Regions from separate parts of the Mus musculus genome. Here region 1 is linked to region 2. The links are chromatin loops, found by intact Hi-C in ENCODE. Cell type or tissue: heart. All regions are shown on one strand. Links, peaks and the distances in the headings refer to the core of each region. The heading gives the core; the rest is flanking DNA.

Region 1 (10,137 bases), core at 718-8,717, 290 kb after region 2:
CAGAACCGGCGCATGAAGTGGAAAAAGGAGAACAAAACCTCAGGACCGGGAACCACCGGCCAGGACAAGGCGGAAGCGGAGGAGGAGGAGGAAGAGTGAGGGACAGAGAAAGCCAAGAGGAGGAAAGCGAAGAGAGGGAGAACCCAATTATGGGAACTGAAGCATGAAACTCAAATAAAGGGGCAAACTATTTAAATGAAGAGGTCTAAAAATAATAAGGAAAGAGAAGGGTGAAATTTGGGTTTCTTAACACTGTAAAAAAATATACTACCTATGGGAAAGTGTGTTGTCTGTTTTTGTACAGTATCGGAAGGACATTATCTACCTGTTCTGTGGCTTTCTGGAATGTGCCTCCCCTTTTCTATGTTGCTAGTAAGGTCTTTGTAAAATCTTGCTGTTTTGTAAGCCCTCTTTGAAGCTGTCTTTGTGAACTGTGGTTCCAGATGAACAGATTAGTGCGGTTCCTTACCTACCCCATACTTCCCAGTAGCAGTACTAGAGGGGTTGTATGGAGCCCTGAGGATCCACTAGCTTCTGCGTCTGGTGCATTTTGGCTGCTGTTTCTAGGTCCTATTCACGAGCCTCTTTCTGTATATCTGAAGGATGGAAAATAAAACAGGATTAAATATCAACAGACACGCTGTGTTTTCTGTCTCCCTCTGGCTGGGGGAGGTGTAAGGGTTGGTAGTGGGCGAGTGTCCCAGAGCCCCTCTGCTGGTCTTTTTCTGTCGGTGCTGGGTTTGCTTTTATTTTCCAGATGCCTCTGCTATAGAGACTGCCAGCTAGTGAACCCCAACATCACACACACACACACACACACACACACACACACACACACACGCACACACTTTCTTTATACTTTCACCAAAAACACACAATTCCCATATTTACAAGCTGACAGCACACAAGTGCATACACGGTTACAGTCACAAATAAACACAGACATTCATATAGTCATACAGATAATCATACACATCCAGGCTTTCACACAGTCCCCGGCTCCATGCCCAGAACACACACACACACACACACACACACACACACACACACACACACACACTCACAAGTAAACACATGTTCACAGTCACTCACAGACACCAATGTACACTCACACATTGGATAATAAACAGAGAGTCACATTTGCCCCTAAGTAAATACATCCATGAGACCATATGTTCCGTCACACAGGCCCAAAACACAACTCCCTCCCCTCCCCAGTTTAAAAGCTTCCAGTTTTACAAACACCTTCTCCTATCCAGGCCTTTAACTGAGACTATGAAATCTGAGTCTAGTGACCAGCCACAAGTACAGTGATAAAATCCAAAACAGTAGGCCTTCAAAAAACAAATGGAAGGGAAGCGAAGGGTGAACACCCATCCTTTCTACTCTGAGGTGGTTTGGGAAGAGGCCAGGCCAGCAAGTAGAGGCCTCCTAGCCTCCCCAGGACAACCTACTTGCCAGGGTGCTCACAATTTTCCCACTCGGCAAACATTTTTCATCAGATGCCTTGCTTTTATTTCAATTTATTTTTACTTTATGTATTTAAATCTATTTCATTCTAAATTGGCATGGGCGATCCACATGAAATTTTTAAATTGAAGGGAAACCAGTCCCGGCGAGCGACAGTGAGTTTACCGGGCTGGGGTGCGTCCGCAGTGAGCCTGGCAGCACCGGACGCCAGGGCTTCCTCTGGGCCGTTCGGCCTGCTCCTGAGTACGGCCAACCTGGAACCTTCTGAGGGGCACACACACACACAGGAGGGGGAGGGAGAGAAAAATATGTTTTTTTTAAAGGGGATTATTTCGTTTTCTGCGTTTGGTTACCAGAAACTCAACCTAAAATGTAGTTTTTGTTTTTTTAAAGAAAGCCTAGGAAAACGGAGTGAGTTATTGTTAAAATAAAATCAAGGATTTCGTAAATCCTTCATCGCTGAAAAACCTAAACGACAGTGTCTTTTCACCTAGACATGGGGTACTGGTTTTTAATATTTATTCGTTTACAAACCCTCAGTTGTCTAAAGAAGGTTATCTTAAACTAAAAGGGCTTGAAAAAGGTGATTGGTTTCCGGAAAAAATCTGCTTAATTTGAATTTCTAAGAGACAGCCCTTAAAACCCGCAGCTTCAATTTGTAAGAAAAAGCCCTTAAAACCTGCGGCTTCCCCAGAACTGACCGCTGCAACCCCTGGCGAGCACAGGGGAACCTGGTCCCGAAAGCAGGCGTTGGGGCGGGAGTGATCTGTCTTCTCCCTCCCCCCCACCCCAGTTTCTGAGGTGCTGAGGTGGAGAATCTGCTTGTTAGAGTATCGAGCTTGGCCCCTATCCAGGACACCTTCCCTCCCGAGGCAAAAACTAGACCCTGTGGACTGACGCCCACCACCCCCACACCACACCTGCAATGCTGCAAACCGCACAGGTGGGGGAACCCCACAGTCTCTAGGGCTAGGAATGTGGGGTATTCAGATGAAGAGAGGGGGTACAGGAGCTTTCTTTTTGTCACAAAGCAGATAGCAGCTCCTAACACAGGCTGCTGCTTTGGCCTCACCTCTCAGAACATTCCCTTGTGGAGGACTGGGGGTGGGGGTGGGGACTTTTACTATAAAAGACAGACAGAGCTCTTGAGAAAAAATGTGGAGGTTCCAGAGAAAACCCCGGTTCTAGCTGAACCATTATGGCTTCTCCACCCTGAATTCTTGCACCCCAAATCTCAGCTGTCTCAGATTGGGGTTTCCCTAAAAAGAGAAGGGGAAGAAAAGAAGATGGCGACGGAGAAAAGGGTTGCTGGTGGAGCAGCCATGAAGAAATGCAATAAATTCCTTGTTGTTTTATGAAAATTTACAACTTTGTGATAGAAGTTTATGAGTGGTTGAATCCAGCGATTGGCCGGCGCCGGTCATGTGGCCGGGCGATCGTGAACATGAACTTTTTATCATTTCCCTGGTGGTTATAATGCAGCATTCTTTTGGACACCACACCTAGGTCGGAGCACTACCGTCCTTCAGGGCTCCAGCCTCTTGATATTTTTATACTTCAATATCAGCTCGATAGAGCGAGAGAGAGAGAGAGAGAGAGAGAGAGAGAGAGAGAGAGAGAGAGAGAGAGAGAGAGAAGGAGAGGGGGGAGAGGAGAGAAGGCTGAGAGAGGGAAGGAGGGGTGGGAATTACACAAAAGAGAGAACCTAAAATAATTTTGATTCTTAATTTACTTGCTGATCTGGGATTTTTAGTCATCATGAAGGCTAAATGGACAATCTGCCCAGGACTGCAGCCTGATATCATTTTTCAAAGCCAGAACTTACTCCATTTTCTATGCAAATATCAGAAAAGCGAAACAACCTCTCTCTCAAGTCTGAGAAGGGGAAACGACGGCTCTCAGGTTGGGACAATATTATCTGGAAGCTGAAGAAGATACCGAACGCTCCTTTATCCCTCCCTCCACATCCTTTTGAATCCGGAGGAGGGCAAAATCCCCCAAGTTCTGCAAAGGTAAGGAAGATTCTACAATTCTTATTCTTTTGCATCCTTTTCTTGCAGGGGGTGGGGCTTAGATTTTTCTCCCTCCTCCTCCCCCCATTTCAAGACAGGGTTGAACCCCACCTCTGGGCGCTGCTGGGAGAGGCTTCCCAGGAAATTCTGTAGTAGAGACAGGGGTGGCTGCTTCCTGGAGGGGGACCGGCTGCAGGGAAGATGGGGAGGAGGGATGGAAAGGGGCCTATGAGGCCGGTTTTATGTTGCTTTTTTAGCTGGGAGAGATCTCCAGCGAGGGGTCTGCAAAAGCGAGGGTGGGGGGTGTCTGGGCTACAGCCACGCTGGCCAGTCGCTCTGGCCCTTGTGGGTTTGTGCTCACCTCCCTCCATCTCTCCCTTTTCCTGGCCTCTCCGATTGCCCCCGTGCGGTTTCTCTTGCCCAGTGTGGGTAATGGCGATTTCCCGGCTGCATTGGCACGAGGGGCGGTGGCGCTGAGGGAAGTCCTGGTCTCTGTGGGGCCTGGAATCTCCGCAGAGGCCAGCCTAGGGCGAAGAGGCGTCTAGAGTGATATAAAAAGAACAATTCACAGAGAAATGTTCGCTATCTTCCTTCGGAGACATTTCTGAAAATAAAGGGTTGTGGGTGAAGGAACCCAAAGCAAGGGAAGCTAGCCGAAGACCTCCCAGCTCTTTTGCCACCGGTCTCTTGCCACTCCCGCCAGCCGGAGGGAGCCTGCAGGGAGAGAGTTTTGTGGTTTTAATGCGGTAGGTTAAAGTCTGTTGGTCTCTGTGTGATTTGATCTTGTTACTTGTGTTTTATTGGTATAAGATGTATGGATTTTGGTGGAGAAAATTGTATATCTGCTATGGGCACATTTCAAACTTTTCCTGGATTTTAATGCGGTTGGGAAGAGACTTTTAGCATGTTGTTTCAGGCTTGTACACACAAATCCATTTGGTGTGTATGTCTGGGAGGATGGGAGTGGGTGGGTTGGGATACAAAATGTAATGGTATGTATGATCTGGGAAAACCTCCTGGAGTCTGAGTTCAAAGTTAAGTCCTGTCTTTCGCCGCCCAATTTTTGTTCCCTGGCTTCCTGGGGGTGGGGGAGGGGATGGGGGGGGGGAAAGATCTCTTGGGTATGAGACAGATTCCTAAAGTGGTTGATAGGCTTCAGGCTGACTGGTGAGGACTATAAAATGGGACGAAAGGTCCCCAGAGAAGCTATCAGTGACAGAGAGATAAGTGACTGTGGGTATGAATGAAGGACAGGAGGCGTTGTGGTTTCGTTTGGTTTGCATGAATAAGGATTGTCTTCTTGTTTCTTAAGGAGCCTGTGCAGATAGATGGTTCAGGCTCAGGTCTCAGGTTATCCGATTTTAGTGTCTTGGGAGAGTGTGTAGGTACATTGGTCTCCTGGGCTATTAGGAGAGGGAAACGTAGCCACTTGTGGCACAAGACTGGGGTTCCCTGGGGGCCCAGATAAAAAGCTCTAGACACAGGCCTGAAAGGGCCTCACTGAGAGACCTTGGTTTCTTAGCAAGCGAAATTAATCGCCAACATCTAGGACGCTCGGATCCTATTTGCGGCGGGAAATACCCTCCAAACCCACTCAAACTAAAGGTCTTTTCCCCTTGTAGTCTTGGTGGGTTATAAATCGTCCCTTAGACAGTTTCCTCTGACCCAAATTATGCAGTTTGCTGCCATCTACCGTCCGTTCGGGGACAGGCGGCTTTGGTACAGCAAATCGCTCGACACTCCCCGAGCCCTGCGGGTTTGCTTTGAGCCCCTGTCGCGCAGTTCGGTGGGATACCGGCCCACGCTGATGTCCTCTTAGTCCCCGAGTGCAGATTAGAAAGCGGAATGAGTCTCTTGTCACATTATCCTCAACCTTCTCCCGTCTCCTGCATACCCTTCCACACTCATCCCAGCCACAAACCTGAAGGCTGGTAGTGGGAAAGGGAGTCTAGAGGAGTAACACTGTAACCCACGGACAGGGGGTACTGAGCCAAAGGGCTGAGGGTTCAGACCTACGACCTTCCTCACCACCTAAGACACGAGACACGACTGGGGACCGCTGGAGAGATGTGAGGCCAAATCTGTTCAAGGTTTATTTAGTTTTCTTCTCTGCCAAGGGAGGGAGGGGGTCCCGTTAAGGGAGGCGCCGGCCAGGCAGTTCCACTCGGTTGTCAAAAGACAAACCCAGTCTGTATTCTTCCAGTTGGTTTGTGGGTTTTGCCAATTCCTAAGCTGGCGAGTCCGTGGTGAAGGAGTTGAACTGAATTTTCTGGAAACTGTTGGTGTCTGCAAGTGAGTGTTGGTCCCCTCCCCCATTCTCGACCGTTTCAAGCGAAATCGCGCAAAAAAAAAAAAAAAAGCTTTGGTAGAACATCATGAGTGAGGAGAAATCGTAAAAAAAAAAAAAAAAAAAAAAAAACAAAACACTGTAATTTCCTGTCCTGCCGGACCCCTCACACCCGGTTAACGGAACCGCTTTCCCAAAAGGGGGTGGCGAGGGCGGGGTGCGCGCCTCCGCAGAGGCGTTGGAGTCTTGGCCCCTGTCTCACCGGTTACTGATTAGCTCGGTCTTTCAAGCTGCTGGAGGAAGCTCTGGCCGCCCCTTTCAAGGTGCTGTGCCCCCCCCCGTTCTTGGGCGGGGGGAGGGCTGCTCCAGGAAATTGCTTGCGGTGCCAGGCTGGGCAAGGTGTTACTAAGGTCTGGCTGGGAGCTGAGGGCCTAGGGGCTGTGTAGTGCTGGGGGCACACACCATTGCTGCTTCCAGGAGCCTTAGAGGTCTCTAGAGCAAATCTTTAAGCTTTTTTTTTCCTTCCGTGCGTTAAGAGTGACTTTCTGGCGGCTAGAAGGCCAGACCCAGCTTAGTGAGTTGCTCGCTCTGCAGGAGGCCCCAAGGGATCTAGCAGGAAGGTCTGGGGGCCCTCCTAATTTTTTTTCTTTTGGCAACCAGAAGGAAACATAGGGAGGGGGAAGTCAGGTTAGTACAGGGCTTGAACCACCTCGGAGCTCTTAGGGTAAGGGTGAAGCAGAGGAGGGAGAGAAGGATTGCCCACTCCTCCTAGAAGATCAGAGAGGATGCCGATCATTTGCATAATGGAAATGAGGTCTTTGTACCTCGCGATTTGGACTAGTCGATTTTAGGGCCGAGTGTCCACGTAAAGAGTCTATCTCCAATCTATAGGCGCCATCACATTGCACTACTGGGGAACATTTCAGACGATCAGAAGGGGGGGGGGATTGGGTTTGAGAGATTTTTTCATTCCCCCCATCCTAAGTAAAGTTGAGGATGGAACAGGAGAAGGTACCCACTACCCAAGGATCTGGCGGGGGGGGGGTCATCTCAGAGAAATAGGAAGCTTAGATATTGTCTCACCACCTCCTCATACAGGCAAAAGGCATTCCTAAGATTACCTTCCAGAGATTTTCTCTCCTGAGCTGAAAATGACTTAAGCAACATTTCTCTGGGAGCTGGAATGTACATGCTTACCCACGGGACTGCAGACTCAAAGCACAGAAAATCACAATTATAAATCCTGCCTGTGGGGTATCAGGACAGTCCCAATGCTGTGTACTCAAGACTTGGTATATATTTACATCCCTCCTTCTGTGAGTGAGGGGGCGGCAACCCTAATGGAGAACTGGCTGGTGCCTGCTGTGTGTCTACTTATTTCCCAGTGAAGACAGACAAACTGAGGTGGACAGAACCACAGGCAGATCCTTAGAGATCTGGCTCCAGAAACCAGGCAGTCTCTGGCTCAGCTCTGCCTGCCTGCTCCTTTTCCCAAACAAACGGATCAGATGAATAAACGCTCATAAATACCTCTGGGCTTAGATAAGAGCGATGAGGCGCTATTTCCTTTCATGCCCGACTCCAGGCGCCCTGGCCCTGGCCGTTGTGGCTCCATCTTCAGACAAGCAACCTGCGGAGGTGAGGTTAATTCAGGGGTTGCTGCTCTAAAGGATAAAGCAATTATTTTCCCGCCTCTATTACAGGAGAAAGCCTCCTCTTACTTGGGCCATACTTTACATGGACAGCTATACAGTATTTCCTATGATGAGGACATTGTGACCAGGGAGAAAGGCTGAGGCCCAAGGCCCAGCCTCAGTGGCAAGAAAGGGGGAGGGTCCTCCCGTGCCTTGTTGCCTTGATGAAATAGCTCCTATTCCTCTCTCAGCATGGGCCCAGCATTTCTAGACTGGAGAGCAATGCTTTCTTCACCACTAGGAGGTTTGAGCTTCTTTTTATGCCCCACCACCTCCACCACTGGATTGAGGCTAAGAGAGATACCCGGGAATGGTCATTTTGCCACAAAGGGACAGCCTAGCAGTTGCTATGAGTTCAAAGAACTTCAGAGGCCACATTGCAGCCAAATAAATCCTCCCTCTTGATCAGCCATCCTCAGCCCTTTCCTATTAACCGTGGGCAGAGCTGGCTCACAAAAAGGAACCCAAAGAACAAGGCAGAGGTGGGTCAGCCTGGCCTGACCCCAGGCACCGTCTTACAACCAATCCTCCCTGTCTTCAGGTTGGATACACTGTTTGTCTTGGGTGTGCATTTTAGAATGTCAGAAATACCTTGTGTCCCCCAGGTTGGGATCTGTCCTTATTTTCTTTGGATGAGAGAGGAAGAGAGCATAGCTATTTTCTTCCACTCCCAAGTCCTTACAGCAGCTAAGAAGGTGATATAAACATGAGACGTGGGAGGTGGTCTGTAGAGTGGCTGAGAGACAGGAGTGTTGTGAGTGTCTAGAACTAGAGCAAGCATGCCAGTTTGATGGTTGGAAGGTGGTTACTAAGTCCCTAGGAGGACCTAGCAGCCTTCTCTCCTTATAAAATCAAATCCAAACCAAGTCTTGGGATGCGAATTTCAAAGGGAACCACCAGTTTATAAAGAGAGTAGGAAAAAGAGGAGACTCTCGGTCTCCAATACTGAAGACTCAACATTTCTAAGACAATTCCCCCCAGTATCTAGATTTACAGGGAACATCTTTGGTTCTAAAAATCTGTAGCCAGGGATTCTTGCTACATCATTTGGCCTGAGAGATAAGGATAGATGAGGAGAGACCAAGCAAGGGTTGCAGGAAGAATAGAGATGAAAACAAGTAAAGTTACCTAGGCTGGGGTTTCCCCTTCATCACCAAGTTTAAGGACTACTAGTTTCTTTCTCCAGGGCCCAGTCTCAGTCAAGACTGCAGCCAGGACGGCTGAGCTGTGCTGGGCATACGGATGGTCGGCTTGCCAAATAGCAATAGCAAATAGCTTCGGGGAGCAGCCAGAGGGAGAAACTGGGCTCACACACCCCTGACATTTCCTTCTTTTGGGTCTTCTAGGCAGAAGGAACTGGCTTGCCCTCCTCTAAGCTGGGGAATTGGGTTGAAGTCGGGATACAATAAAACCTAAACTTAAAAGGGGGAAACAGGCCTGATAAACAATAAACGATTTTCCAAACCTTCAAAGGAGGGTGTTTCTTCTTTTCTTGTTTCTAAAATGAAGCAAATAAGCGGACAAGTCCGTTCTCGTTCCACCCCCCACCACCACCACACCAGTACAAAACCCTAGAAACAGACCTTCCCCCTTTATTCTCTCTCAACGAGATTCGAGGATATTTACCCAGCCCTCCCTTGAGGGAACGGGCCCATGCAACGCAGGGGTTAACTTTTCTGAAAACACAATTAACTTTTCCCTATTCCTGCGTGGGGTGGGGTGGGGGGGGAGGTTGTATTTATTTCATCACTGGGGAATGGGATGATCTTCATCTAACTGCTTCCTCCTCCCTCAAAAGCACAGACGTCTCTTTCGCAGATCATACGTAGGTGGATCAGGGCGCGTTGTGGAGAGAGAGAGAGAGAGAGAGAGAGAGAGAGAGAGAGAGAGAGAGAGAGAGAGAGAGAGGAAGGAGGGGGAAAAGGTTGATAGGTTTGTGCGCGGGTCCCTCGTGCAGGCTGCGCTCCTCCTGGGTGCTATTTGACAATTCCTGCCTCTGCCATTGGTCAGTGTTGGATCAGATGGTTGTATTTCCTTCTGGCCCTCACTGGCACCTCGCCATCCCCCCTCAGCTAAAACCCAATCTCGGCTATACTACTAATAGGCGCGGCGCTCGGACTATAAAACACAACAAATCATAAACCCGGCGGAGCAGCAGCGGCCTCGCGCGCCTCCCCTCCCGATGAGTTCCTATTTCGTGAACTCCACCTTCCCCGTCACTCTGGCCAGCGGGCAGGAGTCCTTCCTGGGCCAGCTGCCGCTCTACTCGTCTGGCTATGCGGACCCGCTGCGGCACTACCCCGCGCCTTATGGGCCGGGACCCGGCCAGGACAAGGGCTTTGCGGCGTCCTCCTATTACCCACCAGCCGGCGGCGGCTACGGCCGGGCGGCGCCCTGTGATTATGGGCCGGCGCCTGCCTTCTACCGGGAGAAGGACGCGGCCTGCGCTCTCTCCGGCGCCGACGAGCCGCCCCCGTTCCACCCCGAGCCGCGCAAGTCCGACTGCGCACAGGACAAGAGCGTGTTCGGAGAGACCGAGGAGCAGAAGTGCTCCACGCCCGTCTACCCGTGGATGCAGCGCATGAATTCGTGCAACAGTGAGTGAGACTTCCCGCTGTCCCGTGTCTGTGTGTGTGTGTGTGTGGGGGGGGGTCGGCAAGCAGAAAGACTGAAA
Region 2 (10,137 bases), core at 968-8,967:
CACTCTCTTTGGAGTTTACACCCCTGGAACACAGACCAAGTTTTCATTTGAATCAATGGAAATTTAGGAGAAAGTATTAACCCACTTCATTAGGAAAGAACGATTGTCAGCCTGCTTAAAGGAACCAGCAAGCTTGGGATTGCCTAGGGGTAAAAAAAAAAAAAAAAAAAAAAAAAGCAATACACATCTTTTCATATGTTGTTTACAGCAATTTTTTTTTATGACACCAGTTGACAGTAAATATACAAGGTTTAGGGCACACTCCTAAAAAAAAAAAAAAAACACGGAGGTAGGTGTAAGAAAAGTCTCACTCCCTTGAAAAGTAAATCAAGCAAGGCTAAGATGGCACCTCCTTCCTTGCCTCCATTACTCCTTAGTCTCTGGGAAGGAAATTCACCTAAACACAAACGCTGCTGCTGCTGCTGCTGCTGCTGCTGCTGCTGCTGCTGCTGCTGCTGCTGCTGCTGCGTGACCTTCTTCAACTGCTTTGGGACCACCTTTTTTTACCAACATTTGACAGTGAATACAATTCTCAGCAAAGGCTGAAATTGCTAACCAAATTCCCAACACTGGTCACGAGTGCTAGGGGAAGGTAATTGTAAACTGTATGGTCTCTCATATTAAAAATTCAAATTGCCTGCTGTTTTCAGCTTAAATATGGTGTTCAGTCTCTTGGGTTTTCAAAAGGTACAAATCACATCTATCAGGTACATTCAAACGGAAACAAATCCAGAAATCCTTTTAAATCACAGCTCATTAGCCACGAAGTATCAGGAGTTCATTTTAAACGCCCCTGAAAACACAATACATACAGGGGGAAAAAAACTACCCCTCTACAGTTCATTTAGCTCAGGTTAGCCCCGACTAAGTCCTCTTCTGTATGTCTAAGGGACTGAAAACGCCAGTACCAAGCACAGCTGAAGGAGTGAGTTCAGGCACAAACTAGAAAACAACACAACACGCTTCCCCAAGGAACACAAACTGACGAAAAGAAAACAAAGTTCTTCTAAAGCCTGGTACTCCAAAAACTGGTTCGGACTAGAAATAGTCTCTCCTTAGCCACCACTGCCCAGGAGGGGTCGGGGACAGACAATTGATTCAATGTTTCGTTCAGAAAAATTATTTCAGAAAAGGGAGCCCACAAAAAAATCTAATTTATTATGGACGTGAAAGGAGGAAATGGAAGGAAGGAAGGAAGGAAGGAAGGAAGGAAGGAAGGAAGGAAGGAAGTTAGTTCTCTCAAATCCCCTCTCCATTCCAACTCAAAAGAGCCCCGAGTAAGGCATTTGTGGGGACAAGAAGCCTGGGTGGAAATGCCTTCAGAGGCAGCAGATGGCTTGAAGAGAGAGACCCACAAATACAGGGCACTATGAAAATTAAAATATAAATGTTTTGAGTTCCACTTCACCACACTTTGCTGTTTCTTTCTCTTTTGCCTCCTTGGCTTTAAAATGTAAATCATCCCCAAGAGCAGGAAGGAAAAGTGACCACACATTTCAGAATTCCAATTATTAGATCTCCCATCAACACAGCTCTGAGTCCATGTATTCACGATCTCCACTGTATTATTCCCATCTCCATTTTTTTCAAATAAAGCTTTTTTTCCTTCCAATTTTAGTGCCTCTGTTAATTCTAACAGCAACAGCCTCAAGCATTTGACAACAAACCACATACTCTATAAACCTAGACACAAGCCATAGTGATGCTCTTCAGCTACAATAATTCAGTGACTTAAAACTCTGAAGCCAAACCACAGATGACAGACATGATCTCCAGCTAAACTTTCTCAATTCTTTAAACATATGTCCCCACCCCACCCCCCACCCCACCCCCCAAACCCCCCACCCCACCCCCAAAGCACAGCACCCACACAAGATTCCCACCTAGGAAGGGCCAAAAAAACTTCAGAAATACAGCACGTGCCCAGCTGAAAAGAGGGACTGAGAAGACCAAAACTGGACTGAGGGCTGCTCCCAACTAAGGACAGGAAACAAAACTGCACTGTCAACAACGCGTTCACAAAGTCTGATGTGAGAAACCCTGCCTCAACACTCCACTGCCAGAGTTCAACCGCAGACTTCGGAATTCGAGGGGACTGGAAATCCATCCTGAAATTTTAAAGGTGGAGATACCCCATTTGGCGGAAAAGAGAGAATACGGAGTAAAAAGAACTCACCAGAGGAGACACACACACACACACACACACACACACACACACACACACACACCCATTCATCCTCCGAGTTCTAGACCCTCCAAAGAGCCCCAGCTCACAGCCTCAGCACAAAGCTCACCCCAGATGGTCCCTTGTAACAATGGACTGAAGGAGTGGGGGTGGGGGGGTTGGAAAGGGATAGCACGGCCAAAGCACATTCATTGAAAATCCAGTTGATGAGGTACTATAAGATGCGAGGGACTGGGGATGAGGGTCTGTGTAGGGGGGCAACAAAATCCATGCCTATAACAGAAATTATTAGGCCAGCATAAGGAGATCTGAATGGGGTACGTTGCTCATTAATCACCCCCAGTAGAAAAAGAACACTCTCAAATCTACTAACAAATTGTGTTATAAAAAAGATGAGAAACATAGGAAAAAGGAGGCCTGATAGAAAGTTATAAAAAAAAAAAAATCACCACCACCATTAGTTTGAATTCTCCATATTTAAACTCCCATACAGAAAATGGTCCCAGTCCCACACTATGAACTAACTCCACAGAGTTCCTGCTCTATTGATTTTTTTTCTCTTTAATTTTTCAAGTAATGTCTTTTAGCCCACCCCAATCCCAAGTTGTTGGATTTCTTCTAAAGCTATAAAACAACCACTACACGATCCTAGCCAATCTCTCCCAGCCCCCAACATCCGGAGTTGGGGGTGGGGGTGGAAAGGCCAGTAATGGGTTTGTTCCACTGGAGACGCTATGGACCCCTAAATATTACTGTTTCCCAAAAGGAACTCTTTTCCTACCTTTGTTTTTTGGGGACTGAGTGTTCAATCTCTAGACGTTTTCCTTGCAGTTCTACTTTCCCTGAAGATTTAAAAAAAGAAAAAAAAAAGAGATGAATGAGTGTAAAGAAATGGGGGAGGGATGGGGTGGAAGGGTGAGTAAGGGACATTAGCTAAATTCTAGAGTTCCTGGGGCCTCCTAGAAATCCAGGCACCAGCTGCAGAGGCCTGTGGGGGGAAAGGTTGCTCCGGGTTTGGTAGAACCCGTAATTTCGTTGGGTTTTTTTTTTTCTTCAATTTTTTTCGTTTTATTTCCATTAATCACGTGGGCTGATTGAGCAGCCTGCTCAGATTTGGGAAAGGTGTGAGCGTTTGTGTGAGCGCGCTTGCTTCGGCGGCTCCAGAAGTAGAAGGAAGGAGACAGGCGAAAGCAGGATCGTTTCGCGAAGTGGGGCGGGAGTAGAGAATTAAAACTTTATTTTCCAGCAGAGCCACGGTGAAGGGCTTAGGCGACCAGGCCGGGTCGGGGCCACAGGGCTAGCGGAGGGCCCCCGGGGCGGCGCGGCCCGGGGCGGAGGGTCCCTCGCGGTAGCCGCGCGCCTCTCGGCCCAGCCTCGGCGTCTCGGGAAGCAGCATGGCGACCCGCCGCCGCCACCGCCACCGCCGCCGCGCCACCCGGCTCACGCCCCACTTTCAAATCAAAATGGCTCAAGCCCCAGGCCTTGGGCGGGAGGCGGGAGCCCCTTCCTCCCACGTCCTGCCTCAGGGCTTAGTCCCTAGTTAAAGCGGGAAGAGCTGAGGTGCGCGAACCCCCATCCTGGAAAGGCCCGGGACGGAGGGCAGGGGCTTTGGGGGTGCTCTAGCGCATGGGGGGCTGACTAGGGGCGGGGGGGAATCGGGGAAACCACGCCTATACCCGAACCCCAGTGTTCGTGAGACACCCCCACCCCCACCCCCACCAGTTGCCAACCGGGGCTCCCGCCCCGTCGGTGGGGAGGGGTGTAGGGAGCCGCCACGAGCGCCTCGGGCTGGGGGAAGGGGTGAGGAAATCCCGAATATCTCCGCGCCGGGAGAAGGCGTCGAGGGAGGCCGGGCGAGGCTGGGGACCGAAGACGGAGGCCGAGCCCTCCCGGACCCGGGAAGAGTTGGCCGGCAAGGAAAAGAGGAGCTGCAGGTCCCCGTTGTTCCGGGATTTCGTGTGTGTGTGTGTGTGTGTGTGTGTGTGTGTGTTTTCCGGGGAGGTGGCCGCGCTCTTACCCGAGAAAGTTTCGATGGCCTTCATCGCCCAGTGCTCGTCGGGGCAATCCACGAAGGCGTAGCCGGATTTGACCAAGAACTGGCCGCTGTAGGAGATCTTGTGCTCCGCGAATACTTTCTCCAAGTCTGCGGGGGTCACACTCTCGTTGAGGTTGCCGATGTAAAGCTTGTTCATGGTGGCGGTGGCGGGGCAAGGACACGGTTCCAGGCAAGGCCGAGCCGGGCGGGCGCGGGCGGAGAGCCTCCTAGGCCGAGAGGCGTGGAGACGGGCGGCGGGAGCCGCAAACTTTCTACGCACCCCACCCCTGAAGTTGTCCGGAGCTCCGGGCGGGTGGGCGGCCTGAGGGCACGCGGGGGTCACGGGAGAGTTTGGGTGAGCCCGGGAGAAGTGCCCGCCGAGTGCAGGGGAGGCTGACGACGACGCGGCGCGGCTCCTTCCCTTCGGTCCGAAACCCCTGCGAGCGGGCTGGTGTGTCACGTTTCTCCGCGGCCGCCCTGGCGCCGCCTCTAAATAAAATCGACTTGAAAAAAAAAAAAAAATGGAGCAGGAAAAAAAAAAAAGGCGAAGCCACGTGGTGACAGCCCCCACCCACCCTGCAGGGAAAGACCCCCGACGCCACCGGGCCCCTTGGCCCTCCAACCCGGACCAACCCAACAGTCTCCAATCTTGGGGGCGGCACTCAGCGCACCCCACGGGTAAACCAGGAAAGTGGAAGCAGAGTTCCCCCCCCAGCTCTCCTATCCCCCTCCCCCTTTGCAAGAACCTGGCCCCTAAAGCGGCGCCCCGCCCCCACAGCGACCTGCACGGGGGGGGGGGGTGGCGGGGGGAGGGCGGTGGCGACCCAAATCCCCCCAGTTCTTAGGAATAAAATGTACGGTAATTTTTTTATTCGTTTTGTGGAGACTGGGCTGCCCACCCCACCCCGGCAAACTGCTAGCGACTGACAGGCGGGGGACTGCCGAGACAGACAAAGAGAAGCTGAGGACTCTGGGGTCTTCAGGAGGGGGTCGCAGGAACCGGTTATTTAAAAGGAAAGACGCCTTTCCTCTACGTTTCTAAGTAGGGGGTCACTGTCTTTCCCGCTACACCGCTAGACTTCGCTGGCCTCCCGGGTCCTGATTCAGGGGACCCTGAGAGCGCGGGATCGGGAAGCTGCGGACACGGGACACGAGAGACAGCGCCTGAAAACGAGGGACCCGCAGGAAATCATGTTTCGGGATCCCCACTGGAGAAAAGCTGGCTTGCACCCAGTCCAGCTGCTGGATGACAACACTCCAGCATCCTTGGGGGAAAGCCTGCACGACCCGGCTCGAGAGCATCCTCGAAGATCAACTGGGTGGGGGAAAAACGACGAGGGGTGGTCGCACCACCGATCGACCCCGAACCGGAGGGGTTGGCTTCAGAAGGGAGGGACCGGGTTGAGCTCCGAGGTCCCCCTCGCCCTCCCCACGCAAGGAGCGGACAGGTGGCGTCGCCCGCCTGCGTCCGCTCTACCCGCGATGCACTGAGCGATGGTCCATGCGCAGGCTGTGGGTCTCAGAACTTAGTTTTGGGGTGCTGGATTTTGGAAGGCCGCCGGGGGAGGGGGTGCAGAGGCCCCGCCCACGTCCCCAGGTCAGCCCGGGGCGGGGAGGGGGTAATTTCCGCTCCGCGCTTGAGGAAGCGAGCAGCGGGGGAGGGGGCTGCGGCCCTCCCCCCTCCCCGTGGGGAGGGGGAAGTGGATCCGCCCAGGTCCCTTCCCTCCGCTAGGACCGACGCGTTCCGGATCCTCAGGCTCCGGGAGCCCGAGGGAAAGACCGGACTGGGCGAGGGGCGACACGTGGGCGGTCGCACCCCGTCTGTGAGGTGGGGGAGGGGGCCGCGCGCTGGGAGTCCCGGACGCGCAGCGGAGCGCGGGACGCGTTGCACACTCAGTACCGGGATCCCCGGCTCTACGCGGGGGACACCCGAGGTTCCAGCGGCTGAGGCTGGATCGACGCCAGAGGGAGGTGGAGAGCGAGGCACGGAGACCCTGGAGAAGCCCCCTGCCTGGCCACCGCGGAGAAGGGGCCGGCGACAACACCCCTAGAAAAAGGGATGGTCCTTGAGCCGCTCGAGTCTGCAAGTGGGAGGAGGGTTGTCGGGGCACGCGTTTGAGAGGGCAGGTGAGGAAGGGGGTCACTCTCCCCTTCCCCCGTCCCGATCCCATTGTCTCAGTCGCCTGCGGCCCGGGCCGCCTCCGTAACACGTGTTGACTGCACCGATATAAATGGCTTGGATTTTTTTATTGTTATTTTTTTCGTTTGCAGAGTCTATAAGCCAGTTCCGACTTCGGCTCACCGCCCATCTGCCGGATGATTCCCTACCATTCGGAAAGTCGGGAGTTAAAACACAACACCCAGCACCTTTGTCCCCCTCCTCGTTTTCCCGGAGAGCCGGGAAGAAATGGGGCGGGGGAGGGCTTCCAACTCGGCTTTTGAGTCTCCCTCCACCACCTTCAGAACCCACTCTCGAATCAGCGTTTTGTTCTAGCCAGCCACGTGTTTGTCGGGTTTTTTGTTTTTGTGACATTTTTCTTCCCATGAAGCAACAGGAATCTAAGTATTACAAGCTATTAGTTGCTTAATAGGAAAAAAAAAATGTTTTCTGTCCAGGAAGATGTGAAATGTCTGTGTCTCTGTCCCCACACGCCCTCCCCGACATTCCCCCAGCCCCCACTAACTTGGTGTTTTGTCAGCTCTTGATCACAGCGAAGTTCTTAACAAACTAAGCCAATGAGCTGGAAACAGTGCCTGCCGCATAGTAGACACTCACAGAAAATATTTTTGAATGCAAAACAAACTTAAGAGAAAAGGAATTCAAGAAAATTAAAAGTCCGGTAGGGAGGGACTTTTCTTAGTGATGTGTGGATTTTTGTTAGGGCTAAAAGATGGTCTTAGAAGCTGTCTGTTACAGTCTTTGGGTCTTCATAAATAGTAACTGTCTCCAAATCTTTTATGTTGGGGGGCAAGGAAGAAACTACCTTGGCAGAACATCCCAGCTCCCAAAAACTTTAGGTGCTGTTTGCTTCGTTTACTTTAAATCTTTAGGGGTTGATAAAAACATCAGATAATCCCCCTGGGTAACCTAACCAGTATTCTCTTTATTGCTAAAACAAAAGCAGCTTAACCCTCAAAAAAAAAAAAAAAAAACCTCCTACCCAGACTTGTAAACTGCAAAACATAGTGCATCCTTTACCATCCTAAAGCTCAAAAAAAAAAAGCAAAACTTACAAATAGCAATGTAATTCAATTCACTTTTAAGTTGACTCCCTTTCCATTTGAGAAATAATTTAAAGTTAGCTGGAAGTAATCAGTTTTTTTTTAAATGGCAATGTAAGGGAAACAGATTTCAGAACAGAATACTTACACAGTCTATTTTTTAAATCTTTTAAAATTATTTCATTAACAAAGTGCCAATTATTTCTATTCACACTGATTCTTTTTAGAGTTAGCTGTTTCACTAAATTCTAATCCTCTCTCCACCCTCCCCCTCCCTCCCCCCCTCCCCCAATACAGGGCTTCTGTGTTGATAGTCAGGAACTGCAAACGTTTGTTAAGGACACAAGAGTAGATAGAGGCTGCTGGGGTGAGGTGCAGTTTTGAAACCTCCACATGAGTTTTGCCTCAGTGACATGACTCTGTAGACTGGAGCTGGGGGAACTACATGGTATAACCTGATGCTTTATTCTGCTATGAATGTGCCCACCACTAAATGAGCCTGCCAGAAGGCTTATTTCTTGTTACAACTCACATTCCTAGGTCAGTGTAGGAGAAGACAGAAGACATTTCAAAGCATTTATAAATGTTTTGCTTTGGTTTTGATATTAAAGATAGTCATGGGGGTTCCCTACTGTTCTTTTTAAGGAAAGATAAATCTTCACAGTAAATGGGTATGAGTTTAAAATCCAAAGATAGATAGATAGATAGATAGATAGATAGATAGATAGATAGATAGATAGATAGATAGATAGATAGATAGATGGAGGACAAAAAAGTAAAAATAAAACTGAATGTGTAAAAAGACATCTGAGGCCGGGCAGTGGTGGCGCTTGCCTGTAATCCCAGCACTCGGGAGGCAGAGGCAGGTGGATTTCTAAATTCAAGGCCAGCCTGGTCTACAGAGTGAGCTCCAGGACAGCCAGGACTGCACCGAGAAACCCTGTCTCAAAAAAAAAAAAAAAAAAAAAAAAAAAATCTGAAGGAAAAATTTCTCTTAATTACATTTATTATAGTCACTGTAATATTCACTGTTAATATTACTTGCTTCTAGTCTCCTCTTCCATTTCTTTCCTAAATAAGTGTTTGGTCAGCTCTCCTCTTACACAGAAAGTGGATTCCATTTTAAAGATAGACTTCTGTCCATTTTCCTTAACTTTGAACATGCAAAGGGAAAAAAATTGGAAGAGTAAAGCCACTTTTCATGAAGTTGAAAATTCAAAAAGCAATCCCCCCCAAAAAATTTCAAAAACTCTATCCTTGCACAAACACAAAATTCAACTTATTTTCAAGTGTTTCTTACCAACCTTTTTCAATCTGTCATCATTTTCTACTTTTTTTTTATGTCTTTATTTTTCTAGCTGCTGTACCATGGCAGTTTGTTATGCTGCCTCAAAGTTTTTGTAACCATGTATTTTATTTAGGCTAATGGAACAAATATTTATTGCTGTTCTACATATAAGATACCACTTTTTTAAACTTTTATAAGTAATACTTTTTTAAACTTTTATAAGTAATGGAGGAGGGAAAAAATAATGCACAAAAGATATTTTTGTTCATAGAATTCTTTCTGCTTTTGTATCAACTGCTTTGGATGAATCTCCAATATACACATTGCAGTTTAATCTAACATTTACCCGTGATTTATATCTTAAAATGTTGATATGTTCTATAAAAGAGAGGACATGTACAAAAAGAGAGAGAAAAAAAAAAACCTAGAAAGCTGTTAGGGAAATATATTAGAATATTTTTGTGTTTTCTAATAAATCACAGTTAATTTTGATATAATCATGGTTGCTATGAGATACAACAAAAGCAAAACACTTCCTGACAGCTTTGACTTCAAAGTTTCTGGGCATTTTGAGAGTTGTTTATTTTTGTTGTTGTTTGCCTGTTTTATTGTTGTTGCTGCCTTGAGATGTTTTCTCCCTTCCTGCCGTCTGAAGTGTGGTTCTTTTTAAATGCCTGTAAACTTTAAGAAAATGTAAATTAGTCCTAGTTTTAAAGGACAGGCAGCATTTTCTCCTGTCAAATAAATAAGGATAATTATGTGTTTAGGATATCTCAAGAAATAGACGAGAGTCATAAGCAGAAAAGAACGCTTTCTTCATTCAAAGCATCATAAACTCAAAAGTGTTTCAAAGTTTTTAAAGGAATGTTTTTTTCAATCGGAAATGTAGGACTCAAGGAGGGGTGGGGGGAGGGTTAAGAACAATTATTTGTTTTGCTGAGTCAGTTACTGTGACAAAACCTTAAATTTTATTTTTGATTCAGAATTAGTCAAGGAAATACTTTAGTAACTTCTTAAAGATACTTGTTTCCACATCCATCTTGCTAATAAAACAACCCTGCTCAGCCTCTTTCATAGAGGTGAAATCTTCTAAGCCTTTCTTCATACTTGTGCTGCTGTTGGGTTTTCTGGTTTTCTCCAAAGTCATTTGGTCAAAAATAATGAGCAGTTTGGTGCCCTGGAGCACAGAAGGCAAAGTGGACCCCTGGTTTCTGCTGTAGGAAACAAGAGAGACAAATGCTGTTGCTCCAAGGAAAACAAACGCTGAGAAGGGGGATCCACACCTAACACTATTTAACATGGAGGGAGTAAGGAAGCAAAGTTCGGTTCCTGAAAGCCGACTAGCTTCTAAGTATTCAAAGCATCTTCGTTCAAAAGGATGCTTTAGGATGTCAAACCAGACAAAGT

What was found. Peaks named below come from ENCODE experiments on the same cell type or tissue, not always from the same donor. Only the 100,000 strongest peaks of a DNase experiment are listed, where the experiment ranks them.
Region 1: it touches region 2 in a loop (4-fold over the local background); 5 of 42 quality-filtered maps call a loop at or near these places.

Annotation. Positions count from the first base shown.
Region 1 is chr11:96,289,532-96,299,668 of GRCm38, forward strand. Hoxb5os (homeobox B5 and homeobox B6, opposite strand) reads right to left here. Exons shown (of 3, transcript NR_131758.1): 2 at 3,844-4,023; 3 at 1,506-1,734. Hoxb7 (homeobox B7) reads left to right here. Exons shown (of 2, transcript NM_010460.2): 2 at 1-632. The coding sequence ends at 99. It overlaps Hoxb6 (homeobox B6), which reads left to right and starts at 9,543. Exons shown (of 2, transcript NM_008269.2): 1 at 9,543-10,060. The coding sequence starts at 9,646. In heart, for the core only: a CTCF peak has its summit at 5,178 (motif pointing left); no DNase peak of the experiment used is centred there; H3K4me3 peaks cover 737 bases; H3K27me3 peaks cover 7,578 bases.
Region 2 is chr11:96,001,257-96,011,393 of GRCm38, forward strand. Igf2bp1 (insulin-like growth factor 2 mRNA binding protein 1) reads right to left here and starts at 4,688. Exons shown (of 15, transcript NM_009951.4): 1 at 4,203-4,688; 2 at 2,967-3,027. The coding sequence starts at 4,377. In heart, for the core only: no CTCF peak of the experiment used is centred there; a DNase peak (open chromatin) is centred at 5,465; H3K4me3 peaks cover 6,310 bases; H3K27ac peaks cover 7,009 bases.